2 separate regions of the Mus musculus genome follow, and region 1 is linked to region 2. A link is a loop called in an ENCODE intact Hi-C map of the cell type or tissue named here. Cell type or tissue: left cerebral cortex. All regions are shown on one strand.

Region 1 (8,000 bases), 340 kb after region 2:
GTAAAACTCATAGACTTTGCTAGGCACAGGGGTCTTTACTCAAGTTAAGATATTGTGATAAGCTTTCAAAGCCAAGAACCTGGCTAGCCCTGTTTGTCTAAGGAAAGTCTTGCCTAGCCATGGATTTCACTAAAGCAACCTGTGTGAGTCTCCACCCCTATGGGGGTTGCCTATCAAATATCCTGCATATCAGATATTTGCATGATAATTCATAACAGTAACAAAATCACAGCTATGGAGTAGCAACAAAATAACTTTATGGTTGGGGGCTGGGGGTCACCACAACATGAGGAACTGTATTACAGGGTCCTAGCACTAGGAAGGTTGAGAACCACTGAAGGAACTCAGAGCTGGAATGGCTTTATACTCTCAGGGACATTTGACAATGTCTAAAGACCTATGTTGTCACAACTCGGGAGATGCTACTGGTAACTTGCAGAGAAGGACCCAGAGTACTGCTTAGTAACCTATAACACACAGGACATCCCGCCATCACTCAGGACCTAACCAGAGCCAGTATGTCAACTGTGTCATGGTTGAAGTATCCAGCTACACTGAAGTGGACTCACTGATAGACCATTGTGTGATTCTCTGCACTTCAGGGGATTATCTAAGTAGACTGTGCTCCCTCCCTGCCTCCTTCCTACATAAGGGAGAGGAGCCCACAAGTAGCCTGTCACCTATAAAAGAGCCCAGTCACAGAGTCAAGCATGGAAGTGTTGAAAGTTCATTTGATTTCAACATAATCAAGTCTGAGTGATGCTAAACTGTCCAAGGTCACCAGTTAGGAGTATCATTATCAGAGCTCATGGCCAAGTCTCACCTAGGACCTTAATTTGATAGGCATTGAGGTAGCTGACTAATTTGGGGGTTGTTTCTATTCTTACTATGTTTTTAAGTACAGAATCTAAAACAAATGTAACTCTCCCTGCCCTCCCCAACAAGTGTCAAGTAAAAGTGAATGCCTAAAAGCTTCAGTGATTGGGGACTTGTGATATTCAGAGCAAGATCTGGAAGCACCTGCAGCATTCCCCCATTTCTCTACTGGCTACCTGCCCTCTACCTCACTGCCCTTCACCTCACTGCCCTTCACCTCACTGCCCTTCACCCCACTGCCCTTCACCTCACTGCACTGCACTCACTCCACTGTACTGATCTCCACATCACTGTACTGTGCTCCACCTCACTGCACTGTGCTCCACCTCACTGCACTACACTCCACCTCACTCCACTACACTCCACCTCACTGCACTGCACTCCACCTCACTGCACTATGCTCCACCTCACTGCACTGCACTCTACCTCACTGCACTGTGCTCCACCTCACTGCACTGCACTCCACCTCACTGCACTGTGCTCCACCTCACTCCACTCCACTCCACCTCACTCCACTTGCACTCCACCTCACTGCACTGCACTCCACCTCACTCCACTGTGCTCCACCTCACTGCACTGCACTCCACCTCACTCCACTGTGCTCCACCTCACTGCACTACACTCTACCTCACTGCACTGTGCTCCACCTCACTGCACTGTGCTCCACCTCACTGCACTGTGCTCCACCTCACTGCACTGTGCTCCACATCACTGCATTGTGCTCCACATCACTGCACTGTGCTCCACATCACTGCAGTGCACCTCACTGCAGTGCACTCCACTTCACTCTACTCCACCTCCCTGCACAGTAAGGCCTCCTGATAAAGGTGCTTCCTAGCATATCCTAACCAGAAAATGCTGTTGTACAAAGATATTAGAAAACAAAACAAGCTCATTTCACACTTATGAACTTGAGAGCTGTATGCAACAAAGATGTCTAGGGGTTATGACACAGCTAAAATAAATGTAGTGTCTATTCCTGACTATGCTAGGCATCTTCAGAGCGTCACATGGGATTCTGAGAACAAAGGGACCTCCTCACAAAGACAAAGGAAAGCAGTACCCGTTCTCATACACCACCTTACTGAGCCCCAGCAAAAAGAACCAAAAAAGCACTCGTCACTTATGAGAGTCCTTCTCAGCATTAGCTCAGTCAGTACTTCCCTGCTTCCAAGACGCTGTCCCAGGAGGATGGGGACAAACTGAGGATCCCACTAGACCCATGTGGATCGTCCCAGGAAAACCTTTTAAGGTGGCCTGGCAGTGCACCTCAGGGGCAAAGACACTTGCTACCTAAGCATGGAAACCTGAATGCCATCCCAAATTCCACCTGAAGGTGGACAAAGAGAATCAACTCCATAAAGCTGTCTTCTAACCTCTACATGCATGCTATCACACACACACACACACACACACACACACACACACACACATACATACACACACACACACACACACATACACACACACTCACACATACACACACACATACACACACACATACATACACATACACACACACACATACACACACACACATACACATACACACATACACACACACACATACACACATACACACATACACACACACATATACACATATACACATACACACACACATATACACACATACATACATACACATATACACACACACACATACACACACAAGTAATAATAATAGTAATAGTAATAATAATAATAGTTTTAAAAATAAAACCTGTGAGCTAGAATTTCACAAATATAGGACAGAATAAAAAGGCCTTTGCCTGCCACTTCTACTTCCTCCACAGGCAGGAGTCATGGAGATCAAAGAGGAAATTCCAGGGTGAGCAACATACTCCACTCCTCTAGCCAAGAGCTTTTCAAGACTCTGCAGGCCTGGCCAGGAGAATGGCCTCAATATGTGTGACTGAATGTAAAACAGGCTAGCATTGGCCTTGGTAAGTCTGGATTCCTCTGAGTGGTGTGACTGCAAGCATCATATTGAGGATGCTCTAGGGGTGTCCATCTGAGTTAGATGCAGTGCACTCAGTGGGCACCCCTTGGGGGATGGGTAGGGTGGACTTTGAGAAGCCGTCTTACTCTACTTTGGGGTCACTTAGCTGCAGATAAGCACATGAGTATGACACTGGATAACACCTTCCTTGGTGGAATTTGGGTCTTTATTAAAAGCAGTGAATAAATCAGGGACTCATTGGAGAAGATATTTGCCAATTAACAAGTAGCAGCTGTTTTTCTTTCTTTTTAAGGGTCTGACTGATTAAAATTGCATGCTTCATTTAAACAAGAGCCTCGTGTACATTACCTGGGAAGGGGAAAAAAAAAAGGCTGAGCATCCTTTATTCAAACAAAGCGCAGGCTTTTGTGATTCATTAAAACACTCTCAAACTGAATGCAAATCATCAGCCCACAGAAGCATTTTTGCTTGCTCTGTATAATGTGAGCATTCTCAATTCTCTGCTTAGCATCTCTGCCTCCTTAAGAGAGTCTACACTGAGCAAGATAGAATAAGGGAACAGCAGTCTATCAGCAGTTGTTTGCCTCCAACAAAGATGACACCAATCCCTCCACGGAGCATAGCCCATGGGGCAAAGAGGATACCAATCCCTCCACGGTGCGTAGTCCATGGGGCTGGCAGAGAAGCAGTCAGGTGCATTGTTTGCATATATATATATATATATATATATATATATATATATATATATATATGTATGTATGTATATATATATATATATATATATGCACATACATATATACACACATATACACACCACATAACATACACACACACACACCACACCACACATATACACACCAACACACGCACATGTGAGTGCACAATCACCACCAGCATGTTCCTCTCCTCTGAGAGGTCTAATTACCTACAAAAACCATAGAACTATCATGGCAAATTCCTAGGCCAGATGTCTGCAGCTGCTTCTCTGAAGTCAGCTGGGTAAGAAGAAGCACACTTAGCCACAGGCACGTTCCTTGTCAGCTGATCTGCAAGGTCAGCCTGGCCTCTACCCTCTCTGTGAACTCTGGCTTAGGTGTGTGACTCAGCGGATAGTAGGTCTCTTGGAGTCCATCAAAGCTGATTGCAGAACCAGCTGTGTGCACCTCTCCAGCTGGCCTTGGGTGGACTCATCCAGTTGGTGAGAGATGCATCTGTCCCCACCCAAGACAGGAGAGGGAGCCTGCCCTAACGAAGTGCATCTCTTTTCCTGCTCCCACTTCTACCACTGAATCTCAATCATCTACGCACCAGTCCTGCCAGGAGAGATAGCTGACCCACACCCCTCCATCTGGGAGCCTACAATGTAGGTGGGGGTAAAAGGAAGAGCAAATATGTAAAGCAGAATGGATGAAGTGCTGGGCCTGCCTCAAAATGGGAGGAGCCTGTGCAGGGGAAGGAGAAACCTGCACAAGAACCAGCCCTGAGTCAACTGTGCCTGTGGAGCATGTGCGGTGGGCTGACAAGGAGTCTGGGTAGTCCAGTGAGAAACACAGGTGAAGCTCCCCCATCCCCCCTACCACCCCCACTTTAACTAACTCCCCTCCCGGTCTGTTCATCCAGAGCCGGGCTCCTCTTGTCTTCATTGTAACCAAAGGACCAACAGGGGAGCTCAAAATCTGAATCATTTTCAGTCACGTGGAGGGCATGATGGCAGGCCACAGAACACAGGTGGTCAGAGGCAGTGTGGCTACCCTCCCTGACCACCTCTGTGGAGGACTGCCTCCCTGGAGCTGGGAAAATATTGATCATGTTTTTCTTCAGTTTCAGTACCCAAGGAACCAGAAGTATGTGGCAGACAGGACACACACATGCATGGAAGCCGTGTACAGTCGACACACATGAGAAGACAACACTCAGCCCATCCCTGCTGGCCCACTTCCTAAGAAAGATAGCTCCTACCCTGTGCCAAATGCCCATGGACAGGACAGTCCCGGCACCAAGCCAGCTCTCCCAATTCAGAAGAGCATATCTGGTCTTCCTTGTGCCATGCTGATAGGAGGCGTTACCACAGACCTCACAAATGGAGCGCTTTCTGCTTCCAGTGAGGCCTAGGAGAAAGCAGTCAGTTTTTACCTCTGAACTGCTTTGCGTTTTTCATATCTCTAAGAAGTAAGCATAGAGCAGAGTGTACTCACGGGTCGTAGCCACCGAGACGACTGGGCTGTACTCATATTCTCCAGAGGGGCTGGTGACCTTCAGTCGAAATTTGTATAGTGTCCTTGGTTCTAGGCCTTCAACCACATGCCTTGTTGCATAACCCCTGGACAGATGGAGACAAACAAGGATGCCTCTGACCACCTTGCTCTTTTCCTAGTTTTATATCATTTCCTGACAGTGATGCCTGCCTGGTGTTGTGTCTGAGGATGGAATGTTTTATATGTATTCACAATCTTCCACTGACAATGCAAGTGAAATTTTTGGCTTGGGGAGGGTTTCACAAAGAAAATCTTTTCATGTGTACAGCAGGTTTTCAGTTTTATACAGTGTAGCTTTTGCCTTGCCTACATGCCAGGTCACCTAGGCAGCATTTCCCAAGAGCAGGTAACAACAGGTAGAATCGACTTATAAATGTTTCCACTGAATAAATCAGTATCAATCTGATCCTGCTTTATTGAATTCCTTGAGAAAAATGGACAGGTCACAGATCCATACCTTTGTGACATGCCACCTCTTTTTCCCATCTGGACTAGCCAGTTGTGGTGTTGTAATTAAACATTCCATCCAGAAAGTAATGGGGAAGGCTCATGAGTCTCTGAAAGCAAACAACTCACAAGTCTTAGCAAGTTCCTAAAACTAGTAAGATTCAGAAGGCCGGGGGAGGAATTTTCCCACCAGCCTGGATACAAGAGAAAAGGAACTTTCCCACCACCTGAGCTGCCTAAGTAGAGACTCTCTTATTGCGTCCCACTCGACCAGCAAGAAAGACGCAACAAACCGGAATCTTCCGTGGCAAAAGCTTTATTGCTTACTTCTTCAGGAAGACCCCGAAACGGAAAATGGCGCTGCTTTTATAGCCCACAGCGTGACGTTTCAACGCCTGATATGGCGTGACAGCTCCTGATTCGTTGCTCGCCCATCACCCCAGTATTACACCCCAAGAATGGGAGTGACTTGGAGTGAGTTCACTCTCACACCTGCGTACAAGGCTTGTTTACTAGTTAGGCACAGCGGAGGCCAGCGCCATCTAATAATGGCGATTGCTCGCAGCACGGCTCTCCACAGCAATTGCTGGCAGCACACACGCGATTGCTCTCGGCACAGCTCTCCACACTCTCTGACCTATAGAGCTGCCTAAAAGTTTTTCAGAGCTTCAGGATTCCAGCTTTCTTTCGTCAGTACCTTTGACACAACTACCTTTGGAGACCTCATGCTCATATACCTAACCTCTCCCACATCCTCCCAGGAAAAAAAAAATCTCATTGGTTCATCAAGTGGCTCTTTGGTAAAATTGTTCTCATAGTGTGTTATTGGTTTGTTATCTAGAGTAAATAAACATTTGTTTATACTCCCCCCAAAAAAGTTTCACATAACACAGTGTTTGGTGCACAGCTGACAACACACATGTTCTTCAAAAGAAATAATCACACTAATCCATAAAATTCATATTCAGATGACAAAGTTTCACATTTGAACAATTATTGCACACGTGTGAGTTTCAAATAGAGTCTTCAAGTAGGTAGATACGGCTGACAAACTGATAGCTACTATATCTACAGCAAGCAAAATACTGCAGGGAACAGGCCTTAAGAAATCAAGCTAATGATGGTTTGCTGCTCAGAAGCAAATCAGTTTAGCTAGGAAGCCAGGCAATGCAGTACAAAACAACTCTAACATCTTACATCATAGGTAAGTTCACCTAGGAATGCTGATGGGCAACAGGAGTTAAGGTTTCTATGATAGAAGTCTAACTAGAGGCTAGCAGTGAAGAGCCCATGGCTCCAAGGGATGATGTCTGAACTCTGTAATCAGGAGCTTAGAAAATGAGAACCAGAAAACAGGACAGTGGCTAGAGGGCCAGAAAACAGGACAATGGCTAGCCTACTGCCCTGCTCTTGCCCTCTCAGAGGATGCTGGAACCAAAAGGTGCAGGGAGGTGACAGTTCTCTGCTATGAGAGAAGCTGAGGGGATGGCTCCGCTTTGGTGCACATTATAAGACAACAAGCCTTCAGAGGGGACAGGATCACATGTGGCTCCTGATCTGACTCAATTCTTAGCTTCACTCTACGACCAGACATCGTTACTGGGCTTTCAGTAGATCCCGGGTATCTCTGCTTCAATGCTGTATCTAACTAAATTTGGGCTTGTGCCTCAAAGGCTTGATCTTTGATGAGGAGACACACTATCTCCAGTTCTTTTTCTCTCTGCTTCACTTCATTCTTGCTTTCTTCCCTTCAAATACACTTCCCCACGGCTCCATGCATGCAAGCTTACCATTGTCTTCTGTCATTTCTCTCATCCTCAGCAGAGCTTCTGCAGAGGCCAGAGCCATACATTACCATTTGCAAACTGACTGTTCAAGGATGTTTGTGCTCAACGTAAATATTTACACATAAGTTCTGTCCTATGCAATTCAAACTTATCCCATGCCCGTTTCTTGCAAGGTGCTGGGTCAGGCAGCCCTGGATGAGCTCAAGACTGAGTTAAATCATTCAACATCCTGTGGACCCTGTCGCCTGGAGTCAGCATCGTGGCTGATAGAAGCTTGCCTGAACACATGCCTGCAGAATAAAGATGGGCCTCAGCCTCATTTATTCCTCTCCAGAGCCCACTAGAAAAGCAGTCTCTTCTCCAAGGTGTGGCATTAGAGGGGTGGCTCCAGAACAGAGCTTCTCTGACCCAGGGTGACACAGTAGCCTTCACCTTCCCATCCCTATCCCATCCAGAGCCTGAAGCCTGATTTTTCTCCTGAGCTTATTCCCCTGCGTGAGGAATGATGGGTGGAAGAAGGGAGGGTTGCATGGTGTCCTGCAGGGAAGGTCTCTCTGACGTCTACAACAGACAAGATGTATCAGAATGAAATGTAAGTTTCAAAGGACACCAGCCCCAGGATGAAAGGCTCGTGTGCCTTCAAGCAGAGTGCACATAGGATGAATCAGATTC
Region 2 (8,000 bases):
GTGACACTTTAATATCATTTCTCATGTTGTGATCACCTCCAACCATAAAATTATGTTCATTGCTACTTCATAACTGCAATTTTGCTACTCTTATGACTCATAGTGTCAATATCTGATATGAAGGATATCTGACATATAATCTCTGTGAAAGGATCATTTAACCCCTGAAGGGGCTGTGGCCCACAGGTTGGTTCTTGGAGAATCACCCATGTGATGTGAGGTGTATCCAGACAGGGTTAACTGAGGAGGAAAGGATCGCTGAAGTGGACGGTACCATCCCACAACCTGGGGACCATGGTTAAATAAAAGGGAGAAAAGCAGGAAGACAGCTGAGCGCCCGCCACGACTCGCCCATCTCTGCTCCCTGAGATGTGAGAGACATTGGCTTCCCTCTCTCACAACCGTGGGCTGTTCCTATCCCCATGGCTTCTCTGACACTGCAAACTGTGAGCCAAAATGGCCACCTGTCCCCTAAGTTGCATTTCCTAAGTGTTTTTTGTCACAGCAACAGGCAGAGTAACTAATGTATTCTTCAAACTGCTGGACGTGGGAGAACTTTAGAGATGCAACAGTCCTTATGAGCTCTTCATACAGAAAGAAGACCCAGGATCAATTCCCGGATCCCACGCCAGGAAGCTGAAAGTCACCTATTACTCCAATTCTAGAGAATCTGATGCTTTCTTCTGGCCTACAAGGACATCTGTATGCATGTAGCGTTGTCTGTCTGTCTGTCTGTCTGTCTGTCTGTCTTTCTGTCTTTAACTTTAAAACAATGCAGTGGGGCCATAAGAGACTCTGGTCTGGTGTTGTCATCCAACACTTAGATTGGCTCATCCAATATAACCAAATCTTCTCTGCTGCTGCATTCAGCTCACTCCTTCTTAAAGCTGTCTTCCACTGAGAGTCTCTGATGAACAAACTGTGTTTGCTGTCCCCAAAGATGCCCATTGTAACTCTCTCACAGGCTTACCTCTGTGTTGAATTCTAGATGGACAGTTGTTTCCCTCAGGCAAGTAGAGATCCCCTGGTGTATCCCAGCCTTCCCTGACGTGGCATTGGTCTCTTTAGAGTAACAGTTATTTGTTGGATCTGTCTTTTTATCTAGATATGTCAGTTTTTCATTGTTGGTCTGTATTTTTACATGTGTGTGCACATGTTTCTATAATCTTGTCAATATGAATTTGTGTTAGTGTATGGCTGAAAAGGAATAATTTCTATTTATCATTTATACCTGGCTTTATGTCACTACCACACCCATGGTCTTTCTAACCCCCCTTTTTCCTCTTCTCTTTCTTTTTTTTCATTCACGTATGTTTCTTCCTTCTCCTTTGTCTTCTTGTGGTACTCAGGATTGAACCTAGGGCCTCAGACATACTCACAAAGGTACTGCCACTTTACATCCCAAGCTGTCTTTGGCTGAATAAGGTAGACTCTTATTAAGTTGATTAACCTGACCTTGAACTCACTCCATAGCTCAGACAGATATTGAACCTGTGATTCCCCCTTCCTTAACTGCCCAGGTAAATGGGATTAAGACCTATACCAGCAGGCCTGGATTGCCTGAGTTTCTTGAATCCAGACCATGATAAAGATGATTAACCTTCATCCTTCCCTTTATTACCTGATTTGAAACTCTTTTTTGCCATTGGACCTTGTTAGTCAGTGACCCTGTTCATAGCTTCTGCTTATACCTTGATCTTTCTTTACCTTCTTTTTATTACAGGTAACATGTCTAAGACTAGATTTGATCTTCCCAATTCTCCTTTTAGCTGTGCCTAGTTGACTGTCTGGACTACTTATTGACTCACTTTATGTTTCCCGATGTTTTTTAAATGTTCATTTGTGAAAGCTTCATTTTGTTCTTCAAACTCGCTAGATACATTTTGAAGTGATAACTCGTTCATTTCATTGAGGTTGCCTTCAAGCTCTTCCCGTCTTTAGGTATACGATATTGTCATTCCCTCCAGATTGTTTCACTGGCCAATTCCCAGAACCTCAAGAGCTTAGAGTAAAATCTTATTTTTCTTTATTATCACAGCTCATCTCTTTCAGAGGTTTCTGCTTTCCCTTTCTCAGCCCTCTTCTCCTGTACACTATGAGCCATGCTGTAAATTCAGGAACTTTCCTGTAGAGCAGAGATTGTTTAAGACTAACAGGTTCCTGGGTGTTCACTTGTCTGAAGCCATTCTTGCACACTATTCCCCAACTTGGAACTTTTATACCACATGTTTATTGTAAGCTTGTTCTGTACGCCCAAGTGGCAAAGACATGAAGTTCTGAGTCCCTAGTGTAAGTGAGGGCACAGTGAAGCCACAGAACTAAACCACTCTGTAGGTAAAAAAAAAATAAAATAAAAAATAAAAAGGTTTATTGGGGATCAAACTGCCACTGCTGTCTCTCCAGGATCAGAAAGGACAGGAAAAAGGTAGGAAAGATTTGCCTATTTTAAGAGAGGCATGCGAGCTAGAACAGCTTGTGGTATGGGTAAGAACAGCCTGAGAACTAGTGTGGAGACTTAGGTCTGTTACAGGCTTGCTTGTGTCAATCAGAAGTTCAATGCTCACTGGAGGAGGTAGTTGGCTGAACAGGGTAAATAGGGGTAATGCTGGCTTTAGGTGGCAATCCTTCTCTTTACCTGGTCAGCCTGCAGCCTGAGCCGAGCCCAGACTGGCAGTCAGGACATTGTCAGCAGTGCTGGTATTTTTTTGAGCCTGCTATCTAAAACTCAACAGATATGGGGGTGAAAATAAGTGACTTGAGAGATTGCAGGTTCCCTGAGAAACTTAGTTGTTTTTATAACCCCCAAGTTATAAAAACTTGGGAAGGACAGCCCTTCAAGGATCTGTTTAGATTTTTGTTTTTAATGGGGAGATTGTGGTGTCAGGGATGGAAGCCAGGGCTTCATATGCTAGGCAAGCACTGTGCCCAACACTAAACCCCTAATCCAGGCCCTGGTTTTAGTCAAGTGTCTTAGCTGTCAATCTCCTCTGTGTTCAAGTCATACTTCTGTCATGACTGGAGTTGGGCCAGTATCCACCAGACCTCCTGGCTTCCAAGGTATTGAAGTGTCCGAATGTCTTTGCTTAGAATTCCTTTAATTCCCTCTAATTCTCTTCCTTTTCTCTCAAGTTCAGTTATATGGGTCCTTCAATGTGGGTGTCACGTTTAACATTTGCATGTGTTTCAGTGGCAAGTCCTCTTCGGGGTCACCATGTTTTCCGAGCCAGCAGGCCGCATATGAATCAACACGTTTCCTTCCTGCACACTGTGATCCAAGAGTTGGGCTAGGAGCTGGGGGTTACCATGGTGTGAAAACCAGACGCAGGCTCTCACCTCGGAGCATGTAGAGCATGCGAATCCTAGGGATGTGCTGAAAGAAACTGAACCCGCTCCAGGGGGACCGGGTCTCAGCTTCCAGTCCTGAGAATATTCATCAGGAAATCAGGCAGCTGCTCTCCCGTTGGCAGGTCATTCTTTGCCTTGGCAGCTGCAGGGGTGGATGTGCAAATGATGGGGCCAAGCTAAGCTGTGGGCGAGGACATCAGCTGTTCCCATCCTCTCCTGGCAGGGGCAAACGGAGAACAGCTGGGGAACCAGTCAGACATGAACTCCTCCGGAAGCTGCCTCTCCGCCAGCAGAGGTGTCAACAGAATTCCTCTTGCCTGCACCTTCTGGGAGCACACACTAGATTTTTTCCCCCATGCTTATTGATTTTGATAAGGGGAGGGTTATACGGCGGAGCATGACGATGGCGCAGATGCTCATCTGGATATCTCTGCAACTTTTGGAATGGATTCTGTGATGTCACATCAATGTAATTCTCCACTCATTTACTACCTAGGGGATGGAGAGCAATCACCTAAATGACACCAAAATTTTGATGACTCGTTAACTTGATCCCCCAAGCTTTATGCCACCTCTTCATGGGGGAACTCGTGTTCCTTGAGCGCCATTAATTCATGGGAAGTTCTGTTCCTCTCTTATTTCCCTCTGCCAGTTTGTCCTCATGAATCTCACTGTCTTTTTGCCTGCTTCTCCACTCTGCTTGCTACCAGGAGAAGCTTTTCATTTGACTTTCTTCTCGTCCCATCTCAGGTCCAAGCCACTGGTTACAGAGGATCAAACAAGACAGCAATTTGCTAAGAGGGCAGGAAGAAGGATGAGATGAGAAATAGTTTTGTTTTGTTTTTAAAACAAAACAAAACAAAACAAAACAAAAAACAAGCTAAGACTATGTATTCAGACATATATGACACCTCCTTAATGTACCTTTATCTCCCAAGGATATCAAGGACAGAAAATAAGGACCTGTATTTCATCTGTCTCCTCTTGGGTCACACCTGGGTAGATGTAGTGCGTCAAGGGGGCTGATAATTCTCCCACTTTATGGTTATGAAAATGACAGGTGGCTTGAATCAAGTGCCAGAATATGGACATCTGTGTGGCTCTGTGAAGGAACCTAGGAAATCTTTTATTTTGGATATATTTTATTTTTCACCACTAAGGAATGGAAAGGTAGTCCCCTTCCTGGGCTATGGTAAGCACTGAATGAAGAAATACACATTCCTTTCAAATTGTACAGAGAGGCACGGCTACCACTGCTCACTCGATGGTTTGAGTTTAGCCTCCCACCCCACCCCCACCTCAGAAGGCCTAAGTTCTAGGTTCTATGAGCTACCATCCCATCCTAAGTCTAATGAATGGTTGTCAGTGTTGTTCCCAAAATACAAGATGGGGCATCAAAGGTGCAGGGGTGTTTCTCTTTCCTTCTATATCTTAGATCTCATGTTCCAGTGTTTATGCTTTTGGGCTTAGAATTAGGGATATCTCTCTATAACCCAGGAAGGTAGTGCCAATTCTCCCTAGGCACTTTCCATAGCTCTGGCTGTTCTGGAACTCACTATGTAGATCAGGCTGGCCTCAAGCTCACAGAGATTTGCCTGCCTCTGCCTCCTAAGTGCTGGGATTAAAGATGTGTGCCACCAAGCCTTTCTTCTGGTCTTGTTGACTTACAGCTAAAAGGATAAAGATGTATTTCCTTCTATGCCACTGTGTGAATATCATGGGTTGGGTAGAAGGGACACTTAAAGGGGAAGAGCCAAGGTAGACCAAGGCAGGGTCATGGCTTTTCCAAGCCTTCAGCTCCCAATGGGCCTTCGGGAAAGAACTTGGAGAGGAAGAGGGTTAGGAGTAGGATGGGGGAGTAGATAGAGCTTAAATTGTTCATCAAGGTTTTGGGTGGGTGTGGCTAGAAGCGACTGTTTAGGTAAGAATCTTTCATGCTTTTGTGGACGAAACAGCACCCAGCCTCCCCGCTCTCATGCCAATCACCTGGCAGAGCACAGGACATCAAGAGTGCAGCTCATTTGAGGCTCTGGGACTTTGCTCTTCAGAATTCTACAGGTCTAAAACAGTTTCAAACATTCTAGAATTTGAAGGATTTCAACCCCAAGACCAAAAAGTGTTACTTTCCCACCCAGAAAGGCAGTCAGTTGAGCATGCGCCCTGCTGTCGAGATGGTTTTTGTCTGAACTGTTCTTCCTTTGTTAGTTCCAGCCACCTCTGTTTTAAGTGGCTTTAAAAAAAAAATCCAATTAGAGAAGGGGACGCTTCCCTTGGGTACCACTCCACTCTAGGATATCTAGCCCCACCCTCTCTTCTCTGAGGAGGGTCCTGTAAGGGCAGGGCCCGGAGGAGAGGTTGGGGATGTGTTATTGGGATGTAAAGTGAATAAATAATTGATAAATTATTGGGGGGAAAACCCACTCAGTCTTAGTCCAACACACCTGATTGAACCTCAGAGCTCCTTTTAAGACAGAAAGCTAAACTGAAGATTTTGTACTTATAGTACAGCCATGTTTCTAAAAGTTGATTGCTGTTACCTGGTAGGAAAGAATTAAAGCTTTGCTTGTGCTATTTCAATGAGCCAGTCCTGTTTGGAGAGTGTGGCCTCATTCTCGGCTCATCCTCTACTACCCCGCCCCAGGGAGGCAGGAGCCACAGTCAACTGCCTTCCTCCTGGGAAGCCAAGGCTGGAACTTTAAGATGTGCAGGGTCTTCAGCCTGGTAGGAAATGCAGCTGCCACCGAATGTGCGAATCCCTCTGCCCAGGAGGAAGGCAGAGTAGGGCTTAGGCTGGTCACAGCAGTTGTGGTGCTGCTGGCTGGCACTTTCACTCACATTCAGCAAGTGCTGGGAGAAGCCCTTTGAAGAAAGCAGCACATCAAAATGTGCCCAGAGTCCCTGGAAGTGTGGCATCTGAAGTGTGGCATCCGTTATGCACATGGAGACGCTTAAGCGTGGAGAACTTGGGATCTGACTTCGCTACTGCAGCTGCAAATCAAATACGGTTTAATGGTTGATTTCAGAGCACACTGGGCTGACAGGGTGGGAGCCATGATCTTCAGACTCCAACTTTTACCCGGCTTCCACTTCTGATTATTCTGGGAAGCCCACAAAGGAGACAGCTACTGTTTCAAGAAGGACACCCGAGTACAATAAGACTTTAATCTTTCACTCCGAGGGTCCTAGGACTTAGCTTGTGGGTCCTGACATTGAAAATCCATTTTTAGGATTTATAGAAACCCTTTGTTTCTATACTAAAGATTCATATGAGCTTATCAGCTCAACTGTTTTCTTTACAGGGAAACTTATTGCATGACAAGTTCAATTTCTGACTCTATTTATTCTCGTGAGTGGATGCAAGATGCAGCCTGACAACTTTCACCCACATCAGAACATTGATAAAAGTTATAATGTACATACATGGGAATACCACTTATTTCACATCGGCACTTGATTATGCTCTCATGACAAAGAGCTAGCCATGGCTTCTCTTGCAGGCAGCAGTCAATGTATTGCCAGGGTGGGGACCTCATCAGCAGTCTTAGCCAGAAAAGATCTGTTTCCAATTTTTTTCTTTCTTTTTTTTTATTGGATTTTTTTAAAATTTACATTTCAAATGTTATCCCCTTCCCCGGTCCCCTCTCTCCCATTCCATCCTCTCTGGTCCTGCTTCTATGAGGATGTTCCTCTACTTAACCCACCCACTCCCACCTCCCTGCCCTCAGTTCCCCTTACACTGGAGCATCTATCGAGCTTTCATAGGACCAAGGACCTCTCCTCCCACCGATGCATGACAAGGCCATCCTCTGCAACATATGTAGCTGTAGCCATGTGCACTCCTTTGTTGATGGCTTAGTCCCTCTGAGCTCTTGAGAGACTGGTTGGTTGATATTGTTGTTCTCCCTGCGGGGTTGCAATCCCCTTCAACTCCTTTAGTCCTTTCTCTAGCTCCTCTATTGGGGACCCCAAGCTCAGTCCAATGGTTGGCTGCAAGCATCCATCTCTGTATTTGTAAGGCTCTGGTAGGGACTCTTAGGAGACAGCCATATCAGGCTCCTTTGGGTTACCTCACTCAGGATTTTCAACTGAGGAACATACAATGGCCGAGAAGCACCTAAAGAAATGTTCAACATCCTTAGCCATCAGGGAAATGCAAATCAAAACAACCCTGAGATTCCACCTCACACCAGTCAGAATGGCTAAAATAAAAGCTCAGGTGACAGCAGATGCTGGCGAGGATGTGGAGAAAGAGGAACACTCCTCCATTGCTGGTGGGATTGCAAGCTGGTACAACCACTCTGGAAATCAGTTTGGCAATTCCTCAGAAAATTTGACATAGTACTACCTGGGGACCCAGCAATACCACTCCTGGGCATATACCCAGAAGATGCGCCAATATGTAATAAGGGCATGTGCTCCAATATGTTCATAGCAGCCTGATTTATAATAGCCAAGGAGCTGGAAAGACTCAGATGTCCTTCAACAGAGGAATAGATACAGAAAATGTGGTATATTTACATAATGGAGAACTATTCAGCTATTAAAAACGATAAATTCATGAAGTTCTTAGACAAATAAATGGAACTAGAAAATACCATCCTGAATGAGGTAACCCAATCACAAAAGAACACACATGGTATGCACTCACTGTTTCC

Evidence for each region. A loop is a pair of places that touch in the nucleus more often than their neighbours do. Peaks named below come from ENCODE experiments on the same cell type or tissue, not always from the same donor. Only the 100,000 strongest peaks of a DNase experiment are listed, where the experiment ranks them.
Region 1: a loop joins it to region 2, with 4 times the contacts of the local background. A loop is called at or near these places in 2 of 42 quality-filtered maps.

What each region holds. Positions count from the first base shown.
Region 1 is chr7:133,859,262-133,867,261 of GRCm38, reverse strand. Fank1 (fibronectin type 3 and ankyrin repeat domains 1) reads right to left here. Exons shown (of 11, transcript NM_025850.2): 3 at 5,035-5,159. Among named protein-coding and RNA genes, the nearest start is that of Gm51500, 71 kb to the left of the region's middle. In left cerebral cortex, no CTCF peak of the experiment used is centred here; a DNase peak (open chromatin) is centred at 3,322.
Region 2 is chr7:134,203,624-134,211,623 of GRCm38, reverse strand. The region is part of intron 1 of Adam12 (a disintegrin and metallopeptidase domain 12 (meltrin alpha)); the gene reads left to right. Among named protein-coding and RNA genes, the nearest start is that of 5830403F22Rik, 13 kb to the right of the region's middle. In left cerebral cortex, no CTCF peak of the experiment used is centred here; a DNase peak (open chromatin) is centred at 3,514.